2 separate regions of the Homo sapiens genome follow, and region 1 is linked to region 2. Evidence: chromatin loops called from intact Hi-C (ENCODE). Cell type or tissue: PC-3. All regions are shown on one strand. Each heading gives the region's core, and the rest is flanking DNA. Links, peaks and the distances in the headings are about the cores only.

What was found. Peaks named below come from ENCODE experiments on the same cell type or tissue, not always from the same donor. Only the 100,000 strongest peaks of a DNase experiment are listed, where the experiment ranks them.
Region 1: it touches region 2 in a loop (6-fold over the local background); 1 of 110 quality-filtered maps calls a loop at or near these places.

Annotation. Positions count from the first base shown.
Region 1 is chrX:22,886,393-22,891,759 of GRCh38, forward strand. The region is part of intron 3 of PTCHD1-AS (PTCHD1 and PHEX antisense RNA); the gene reads right to left. Among named protein-coding and RNA genes, the nearest start is that of DDX53, 110 kb to the right of the region's middle. In PC-3, for the core only: no CTCF peak of the experiment used is centred there; no DNase peak of the experiment used is centred there; H3K27ac peaks cover 2,093 bases.
Region 2 is chrX:22,808,018-22,813,411 of GRCh38, forward strand. All of the region lies in intron 3 of PTCHD1-AS (PTCHD1 and PHEX antisense RNA), which reads right to left. Among named protein-coding and RNA genes, the nearest start is that of DDX53, 190 kb to the right of the region's middle. In PC-3, for the core only: no CTCF peak of the experiment used is centred there; no DNase peak of the experiment used is centred there.

The DNA of each region.
Region 1 (5,367 bases), core at 368-5,367, 79 kb after region 2:
TTTTTCTTTCTCTTTAGAAAATAAAGCCATGAGATGAGTCAGGTTTATGACTAGCTATTTTGAGAAGAGGGATGGACATTTCAAAGAGGTGAACCAACTAAAATTCACACTCGTAGAACCATGACGAAACCAAGATTACAAAGCATTTCTGAGATCTTTATCCATGGAACCTAAAACCCATTCTAAGATACATTTAAAGAATCGTCATATTACCTATATGCATAAAAATAATGAATTTCTGATATTAGATGTGCAATCAAAAAAGAGAATCTCTCAAGATACTATTTTGGAAGTGTATGAAATGAAAATCCAAGTAGCTTTATGTTATCATGACATTAAAAACTTCCTCTACTTTCTATATTGTAAAATTTTCTGTCTTTAAAGATTTCTCAAAAGAGAATAGAAAATCCAGTGGTCCAGGACAAGTTACCACAATTAATTTTTAAACCTGGTTCACCCATAGTAAGAAATGTGGTAAATTACTAAAATCAGTTATACTAACACATTAAGATTATTATTACTGTGATAGTGATTTATATTTTATCACGGGGAGAAGAACTTCAAGAATAGCCATCTGAAGGGTTTTTACTCACAGCACTTCTGATACCAAATGTGTGGGGTTTTTTTCACACCAACAACCAGTTATGCAACAATTCAGACACCAACTGCATGTCCTAGAATTCAACTCAATTTTGGCACAAACTACCTAGAGTTAGCACAGGCCCTACAGGTTGAGGGCTCAGTCCCAAGACTGCCCCCACTTCAGATGCAAGTCACAAGTACCAGGTTGCCATCTGCACTTCTGACCCATCAGCTATAAACTGGGGATTCCCATGATCCCCTCCAATGTTTGATAATTTGCTAGAACAACTCACAGAACTCAGGAAGGTACTTTACCTACTGTTACTGGCTTATTATAAAAGATACAACTCAGGAACAGCCAAATGAAAGATATGTATATGGCAAAGTATAAGGGGTGGAGGAGCTTCCATGCCCTTTCCAGGTGAACTACCTTCTCAGCACCTCCATGTGTTTGCCAATCAAGAAGCTCTCCGAACCCCATTCTTTAGGGGTTTTATAAAGGTTTCATTATGTAGGCATGATTGACTGGCCATTGGCAAATGTTGGAGGCTAAGGCTGAAAGTTCCAACCTTCTGATCATGCTTTGGCCTTTCTGGCAACCAGCCCCCATCCTGAAGCTATCTATGGCCCACCAAGAATGGCATCTCTGAAACAAAAGATGCTCCTATCACCCAGAAAATTCCAAGCAGTTAGGAATCCCCTGTCAAGGAATCAGGGACAAAGACCAAATATATGATTTTTATTATATCACACCCTCTGATTAACTTTGAAAACATAATTAAGAATTTTGTTTCCTTTTTTAGTTTGATACATGATGATAATAGAGTCAGAAGCAACATTTATTTTAATGAGTATTTTGATAAAATAATGGATCCACGGAAGTGGAGAGGTCTGACAAATTATGGATCACAGTGTTCAATATCTCATGGCTATATGAGAGTTACAATAATTTCAGATGCATTTACATTTCTTGTACATATACTAAAACCATAAATTATGGATGAGATGCTGAGAGAATCATAAAAAACCCATGGTACATTCAATCCAACTTTTTCTCTCTGACAACAGTACTAAGGCATGTGTATTCTTTAAACAAACACCTCAAATATTTACTCATATAATCTCAAATATCTCCATTTATTTCTATTTCCTGCAATAGAATATAAATTCTCCTGACAACAGTTATATATTCCAAAGCCTGCTCTCTATTATTTTTTAAACCCCTTGAAATGTTTCCTTTCATCAAGTTTAAAATGAAAACAGCGGGGCAGGGAAGTGTTACCTTGCATTGGACTCCCTGTTTCCTGGTGGAGGTCTTTTTCTCCATGTGAAAAATATTCCCCTTCTCTTTTTCTTCTCTCTCACTAAAATAACTCTCCCGACTCCATTTCCCTGTTAATAGGATGTTCCTATAATTGAAAAGAGGAATGACTAAGCTTAGTGATCCAGGAGCTGCCAGCTGGTTCTCAAAGGGTAGAACTATCAAGGGAAAGAAAGGAGCAACATCCCTCCCTTTAACATTCTCCTCTACAATTTAAGTGCTTCCTCTTTTTAATTTCCCTGCCCAGATGAAATACTAGATTTTACTCCATGTTCTGCTTCTGTTGCCTGGTGCTTTTACTTCAGCTGGGGTCAAAGAGACGAAGGCCTGGGCTATTAATCTAGCACAGGGAGCCAGCAAGTCCCCTCTCTAATGATGATGTATAATAACTGTGAGTTAAGAGGAAATCTTCTGCTTTGCACTCTATTAACTACACTTCATTTTTTATACTTACCAAACTTAGTCCAACTTAGAAAATTATCAGTATTTTTCCCTCCTATTATCTTCTTTTTCTTTGAACTAATGGGGAAGCCACTTAAATTAATTAACTTTTGGAAATTGGCTTAGAATATGTCCAGTTGCTCTAAGCCTAGTTTCAGTTCAATTCTATCTTCAAATGCATGATTATTTGTAAGGCACAGGCATGTGGACCTGATGGAAATTAATAGTGTTGAGCATTATTCTAGAAGTCCACCAGTCTATAAACTCCATGAAGAGAGAGACCATCCCTGTCTTATTTGCTGTTATATTCTTAGGGTCTAGTACTGTTCAGGCACTTGATAAATAACTGTTGAGTGAATAAATAGATGTCTTTCTCCATCAAGCCATCAAAAAATATTCCAAATAGTGTTTGTCTTTATAAGCTCAATTTACAGAACTTAACAAAGACCTCACTTAAATTTGAGTGATGTTCTATATTAAACTATGGGGACTAGGACATTCACAGGTGATTCTGTGTGATCATCATTATTATTATTATAAATGATGTTGTGACAAGAAGATGTTACTCACCAGTGAAATAACAACTTACATCAGGAAATTAGAGCAGAATAGTCTCTCAGCTGAGCCATTGTTTGCTTATTTATTACTGGTGTTCCATATTTGGACAATATCTGCCTTCCACTTCATAGTGGAAGTAGAGTACTTTTAGTGCTCTGATTTCAATGAGTGTTCAGTACCTGGGAACATATTCCTAAGAGGCCTACTAGTCACTCATTGTAGAGAGTAAATTATATATAATTATTTCCATAAACATTTACCGACTTCATTTATGTGTGGGATAATGTACTAGGTCCTATTGAGTTTGTCCAATGATTAGGAAAGAGATTAGTCATCAAACTAAACAAAGAAAAACCCAGTTTAGCCACAACACAAACCACTCCACCTTCTTCAATACAGTTTAGAATATTTTTATTCAAGTGCATTCTGCAATATTTAAATAATGTGCATGAAGGGAAAAAACAGAAAATCTGGAAAATTTTATTATTCAGTTGGAATATGCTAGCATGTTTGTGTTAATACAGTAGCTACCTTTAATTATTGGTTAATTTAAACTACTTCTCATTCTTTTATCTTAGCTCTTTTTTTCCCTCCTAAGGACTTTAATGTGACTACATCTTGGAATGACTTCCTGCCTTTGCAGGAAACAGGCAGCTTCCTGACTGAGACGGAAGTTACTAGTCCTTATTGCCGGTTCGTTTTCATTGTCCTGGTTGCCCTCAAGGTTATCCCCAACCTCAGCTCCAGTTGTCTGTTTCCCAAATTTGACTGGGCTTCCTTCATACTATATTGCATGACAAGGTCTAGCAAAAGATTAGCTCAGTCTCAACTCTGTAAAAATGGTTTGCCATTTACACTTCTTTCTTTCAGCTTCACAGAAGTGCAGTCTGTGCACTCACACAGGATACCACACTCAGATGAGCTGCATGCTGTCATTATTTTGAAATGTTTAATGATTTTATCTTTGAACTTGTGTTTTACAAGTAAAGTCCAATGGGACCATGAAGTATGCATTATGCATAATAGCAAAGAGGATACGTAGAAGAAAGAAGAAAGCTTTATATTTTAACACTTCCTTTGTGCTTGTTCAACAAGAGGCCCTGCAGTTCCATTTTGAACTGGGCTTCACAGATGATGTAGCCAGTCCTGCTCTGAGGAGAAATATTGGAAAATGGGATCCAAACTAGAATTTCTCCTAAAGAAAACGTCAGAGAACTTGACTTTCAAAACTGCTCTTTGAATATCATCAAAAGTTTTGCTATAGTGAATCTTTATGATAAATACAGTACCTATCTAGTAAAGCAATTTAATTATCGCAGGCTGTACTAATAACCATAATAAACTCCACTCCAATAGTATTCTACGTAGACAAGTCTTCCAGCCTCGGGCCTCTCCTCATTAAACTGCAATTAGTATGATAAATGGAGAGTGTGATTTTGCTGCAGCCAGTATTAGCCCTACTTACTCATGAGGTGACAGGGGAAGCCATCAGAGACAGAATTAAAAATATTTAAATAACAAGGAAAATGGTAGGGTTTGCTGCCTTCTGGCCATTAGTCCAACACATCTGTGTGCAGGTACATCTCACACATTTCAGCTGTAACTGATGAAGATCTCAGATAAGCACTGATGTTAATAGCAGTTAATACAACCCAGTGACTAAACATAGTCTGTCCTTGGAAGGTCATAAGTGTTGTGAGAATTCAAGATGACTATAATCTTAACAAAGCATTAATGGGCAATCTGACTAAATAAGATGGCTGCTATGGAGGACTTCTAAAACACTGTGCATTCTTAATCAGGTGATGAGATATTTCACATTTGCTAATGGTATAGTCCCCACGGCATTGTAGTACCACATATATTAACATTTATTTAATTTAAAATGCATCCCTTAACAAGAACGCTTTGGTGGATATGGCTTTATTGAAACCTAAAGCTAAAACATATTACATAATTGGATTCTAATCTGTGAAGGCATGCTATACTCCAGTAATCAGATTTCCGGAGAATCCCTGTATCCTTGCAGTATACTCAGTTTTAATCTGAGTTTCTCTGAATAGGTTTCTGTTCCTTAACATCAAATATTCCTCAAGGAAAGATAGGTTGAAAATTATAATTTTAATAAATAAATACTGAGGGGAAGAATACCTTACACAAAATACTCTGTCACGTTCTGCTAGATTTTTAAATTCTTTTAAAAGAAGTACCATCTACTATATTTGATTTTACTTGGTCAATGCTAGAAATGATGGTTATTTTTATTTTGTTCTCATCCAAATATTTTATCACCAAATGGAGAGGGCTACCTTGGCTTTGGGTTGCATTGATTCACCATTAAAGTTTATTGTAAATGTGATTTAAAAAAAAAAAAAAAAGGTATAAATCCACATTTTATTCAGATTTTTGTGTCCTTTAAAATAAAACACTAAAACATAGTGTGTCAAGGACTATAATCTCTTGCA
Region 2 (5,394 bases), core at 194-5,193:
AGCAAACGTTTAAAGAAGAACTAATACCAATGCTTCTTAAACTCTTCAGAAAACAAAAAATGAAAAGGAGGTAAAATTTCCAAACACTTTTTACAAGGCCAGCATTACCTTGAGAAGAAAGCCAAACAAAGATACTACAAGAATGACCATAGACATAAAAATCCTCAAAAATATTAGCAAACTAAATTCAAAAACATATTAAAAGAATAATTCACCATCATCAAGTGGGATTTATACCTTGGATTCAAGGATGGTTCAACATATGCAAATCAATCAATGTGATACACCACATTAATAGAATGAAGGACAAAAACCATATAATTACGTCAATAGATGGAGGAAAGGCATTTAACAAAATGTAACATACTACAAACTCTGAAAAAATTAGGCATAAGAGGAAAGCGCCTCAACAAAGTTACAATGAGCCAACAGCTAACATCTTATGCAACAATGCCACATTGAAAACTTTTCTCCTAAGGTGAGGAACAAGACAAGGATGTCCACTCTTGCAATTTTTATTCAATGTAGTACTGGATGTCCTAGCCAGAGGAGTTAGGCAAGAGAAAGAAATAAAAGACATCTAAGTCAGAAAGGAAGAAGTTATTTGTCTCTGTTTGCTTGCAGATGACATTAACTTATTCTTAGAAAACAATGAAGACTCCAACAAAAAAGAACACTTAGAACTAATAAAGAAATTCAGTAAAGATGCAAGGTACAAAGTCAACATATGAAAATCAGTAGCATTTGTATGCACTAACAATGAACTATCTAAAAAATAAATCAAGAAAACAATTCCATTTATAATAGCTACAAATAAAATACAATACTTAGGAATCAATTTAACCAAGGAAGTGAAAGATCTGTACACTGGAAACTATAAAATATTGAAGAAATAAATGGAAGAGGGCACAAATAAATGGAAAGACATTCCATGTTCACAGACTGGAAGAATCAATATTGTTGAAATGTTTATACTACCAAAGCAATCTACAAATTCAATGCAATCTTCATCAAAATTCCGATGTCATATTTCAAGGAAATCGAAAAAAAATCCTAAAGTTTATACGGAACCACGAAAAACCCAGAAAAGCCAAAGCAATCTTCAGTTAAAAGAACAAAGCTGGAGGCATCACATTACCTGATTTTAAAATCTACAAGGATATGGTAATTGAAACAGCATGGTACTGGCCTAAAAACAGACACATAGACCTATAAAACAGAATACGGAGCCCAGGAATAAATCTACACATTTACTGTCAATTGATTTTCAATAAAGACGCCAAGGAGAAACAATGAGGAAAGGACAGTCTATTTAATAAAGGGCATTGGGAAAACTAGATATCCATATGCAGCATAATGAAATTAGACCCTCATCTCACACCGTATGCAAAAATAAACTCAAATTCATTAAAGACTTAAATGTAAGACCTGAAGCTGTAAAACTAGTACAAGAAAACATAAGTGAAAAGCTCCATGACATTGGCCTGGGCAAAGATTTTTTTACATGACCCCGAAAGCACAGGCTACAAAAGCAAAAATAGACAAACAGGATTACATCAAACTAAAAAGCTTCTGCACAGCAAAGGGAACAATCAATAATGTATGGAATGGGAAGAGACAACATATGTAATGGGAAAATATGTTTACAAACTATACCTCTGGTAAGAAGCTAATATCCAAAACGTATAAGGAACTTAACTCAATTATAAGGAAATAACCCAATTAAAAACAGGTAAAGTAACTGAATAGATATTTTTCTAAAGAAGACATGCAAATGTCCAATGGCTGTATGAAATGGTGTTCTACATCACTAATCATCAGGGAAACACAAACTAAAACCACAATGAGATACATCATCTTATTCCTATTAGAAGGGCTATTATAAAAATATGTGAAAAATAAGTGTTGGTGAGGACGTGGAGAAAAGGAAACCCTTTTTGTGCGCTATAGGTGGAAATGTAACTTAGAGTCATAAAAAACCAGCATGAAGGTTCCTCAAAAAAACTGAAATTAGAAGAAAAATATAATCCTGCAATCTCACTACTGGGTATATATTCAATATACTGACGAGATATCTTTATTCCCATGTTCACTGCAGCATTACTCACAATAGCCGAGATACGTAAACAACCTAAGTATGCATCAGTGGATGAATGGATAAAGAAAATGTGATACATATACACAATGGAATATCATTCCACTTTTAAATAGAAAAAAATTCTGTGATTTGTGACAACATGGATGAATCTGGAGAGCATTATGCTTAGTGAAATAAGCAAGCACAGAAAGACAAATACCACATGATCTCACTTATATGTGGAACACGAAAGATTCAAACTCATAGAAAAAGAAAGTTTAATGGTAGTTACCATAGCCTGGAGGGGGCGCGGGGAGATTGAGGACATGTTGGTCAAAGGATACAAAATTTCAATTAGATGGGAGAAATAAATCCAAGACATGTATTGTACCACATAGTGGCTACAATTAATAACAATATATTCTATACTTGAAAATTGTTAACAGGGTAGATTTTAAGTGCTTTCACCACATAAAAATGATGTTTGTGAGGTAATGCTTATGTTATGTAGCTTGATTTAGCCATTCTAAAGTGGCATGGTGTATACCGTAAATATACATAATTTTTACTTGTCAATTAAAAAATACAAAATAAATTTTAAAAAATCGTGAGACACCAAGACAGAAATACAATAGAAGAATGGGCAAACAATTTAGAAGATACTTCTAAGAATATATACAAATGGAAATAAACATGTTAAAAAGCAGCTCAATCTCATTTTTAATCAAAGAGAAGAAAATTGCAACTGCAATGAGGAACCACTAAACAGACTTCGGATTGGAAAAAATTTGACAGTTTGACAACTGGTAAAAGCTGGTGAAAATGCAGAGAAATACGAACACACATACAGTGCTGATATGAGTATAAATTGTTCAACTATCTCAGACATCAGTTTGGCATTATTTAATAAAGTGATAGATGTGCCTATTGTACAACCGAGCCATTCCAATCTTAGGTGTAACCAGACTGAAATGTGTGTACATATGCACCCAAATATATCTGCAAGAATGTCCATAGTATTGTTCAGGCTCATGAACATATCCATAATTATGCCCATCATCAGGAAAATAAACAAGTCAATTATGGTTTATTTATACAACTGGATCCCACACAGCAATGAAAATAAAGGACCTACACAGTACATGCAACAACCTGGATAAATCTCAGAAACATAAAATTGAGCAGACAAAAAACAAGACATGAAAAAATATAACTGTAGTATGACTCATTTCACATAAATTTCCAAAACAAATAAAACTAAACTAGGTATTTACAAATAAAACGATAAAGAAAAGCAAATATGGCATTGTCACAAAACTCAGAATTGCAGTTATCTCTGGGTGGAGGCAGTGAGTTGATGAAATTGAGAAAAGGCACATGGCTTCTGGGGTACTGGTGGTATGGTAGTCTTATCTTGTGCTGTGATATTATAAAAAATGTGTGATCTTTATAATTGTTATGTCATGTCATGCTGTGTTATGTCATGATATGTTAAATTATAGTAGTTATTGTTGTTATATATTTTATGCGATTTTCTCTAGGGATGATACATCTTGCTACACATATGTACACAAAGGAAATGCATTTAAAATAACAAAAAATTTGGCTGGGCGCGGTGGCTCACGCCTGTAATCCCAGCACTTTGGGAGGCCAGGGCGGGCGGATCACAAGGTCAGGAGTTTGAGACCAACCTGACCAACATGGTGAAACCTGTCTCTACTAAAAATACAAAAAAATTAGTTGGGCATGGTGGCACACACCTGAAATCCCAGCTACTCAGGAGGCTAAAGCAGGAGAATCGCTTGAACCCAGGAGGCGGAGGTTTCATTGAGCCAAGATCGTGCCACCGCACTCCAGCCTGGGCGACAGAGCAAGACTCCATCTCAAAAAAAAAAAAAATTAGTGAACACATTCATCACCTCCCGTGCTGTGCACTGTTAATTTGATTGTGATAATTGTTATACAATGTATATGTATATCAAATCAGCATGTTGTACACCTTGAATATATACAGTCTTTGTCAATTAAATATTTTTAAATAAAAAATAAAATGAGAAAAATTTTAGAACTCAGAATTTTAAAAATTGAATAGGAAGCTTAAAATGGACCCACAATGAAAACATTTCAAAAAATGTTAGAGAAAATTACATATCCACACACAGGAGAATAAAATGGGACCCTCATCTCACACCATGTACAAATATCAACTCAAAATGGATTAAATACTTATACATTAGACTTGAAACTATAAATCTACTTGAAGAAAATATAGAAGAAATGCTCTATTACATTATTCTGAGTAAATATTTCCTGGATATAACTCCAATAGCACAGGCAACAAAAGCAAAAATAGACAAGTGGGATTACATCAAACTAAAAAGCTTCTGAACAGCAAAGGAAACAACAAAGACGCAAACTACAAAATGATTGAATACATTTTCAAGCCATACAACTGATAAGGAATTAATATGCAAAACGTATAAGTAACTCAGAAAAATCAATAATAAGAAAACAAAAAATGTGATTTTTAAAATGAGCAAAGTACCCAACTACGTATTTGTGAAGAAAGACGTACAAATGGCCAACTGGTATATGCAAAGATGCTCAACATCAGTAACCATCAGGGAAATGCAAATTAGAACTACAATGAAATATATCACCTCTCTCTTGTTAGGATGGCTGTTATCAAAAAGATGAAAGATAATCGGTGTTGGTAAGGATGCAGAGAAAAGGGGACCCTTGCACACTGTTGGTGGGAATGTAAATTAGTACAACCATTATGGAAAACAGTATGGAGGTTCCCCAAAAAACTAAAAATAAAATTATCATGTAATCCAGCAGTCTCACTTTTGGATATATATCCAAAGGATATTAAGTCAGTGTGTTAAAGATATATTTGCACTCCTGTGTTCATTTCAGCATTATTCACATTATCCAAGATAGGACTCAACCCAAGTGTTCATCACTGGATGCATGGATAAGGAAAATATAGCATATATATACAATGGAATACTACTTAGTCTTTATAAAAAGAAGGAAATCCTGTTAGTTGTAACAACAGGTATGAACCTGGAGGACATTATGCCAAGTGAAATAAGCCAGGCACAAAAAGACAAATACTGCATGATGTCATTCACATGTGAAATGTAAAAAAGCCCAACTCATAGGAATAGAGAGTACAATGGTGGTTACCAAAGGCTGTGTGGGGGTTGGGGGTTTGGGAGGGAGGATGAGAAACGGGGAGATGTTGGTCACAGGGTACAACATTTTAGACAGGAAGAAAAAGTTTTAGTGATCTATTGCCCAGAATTGTGACT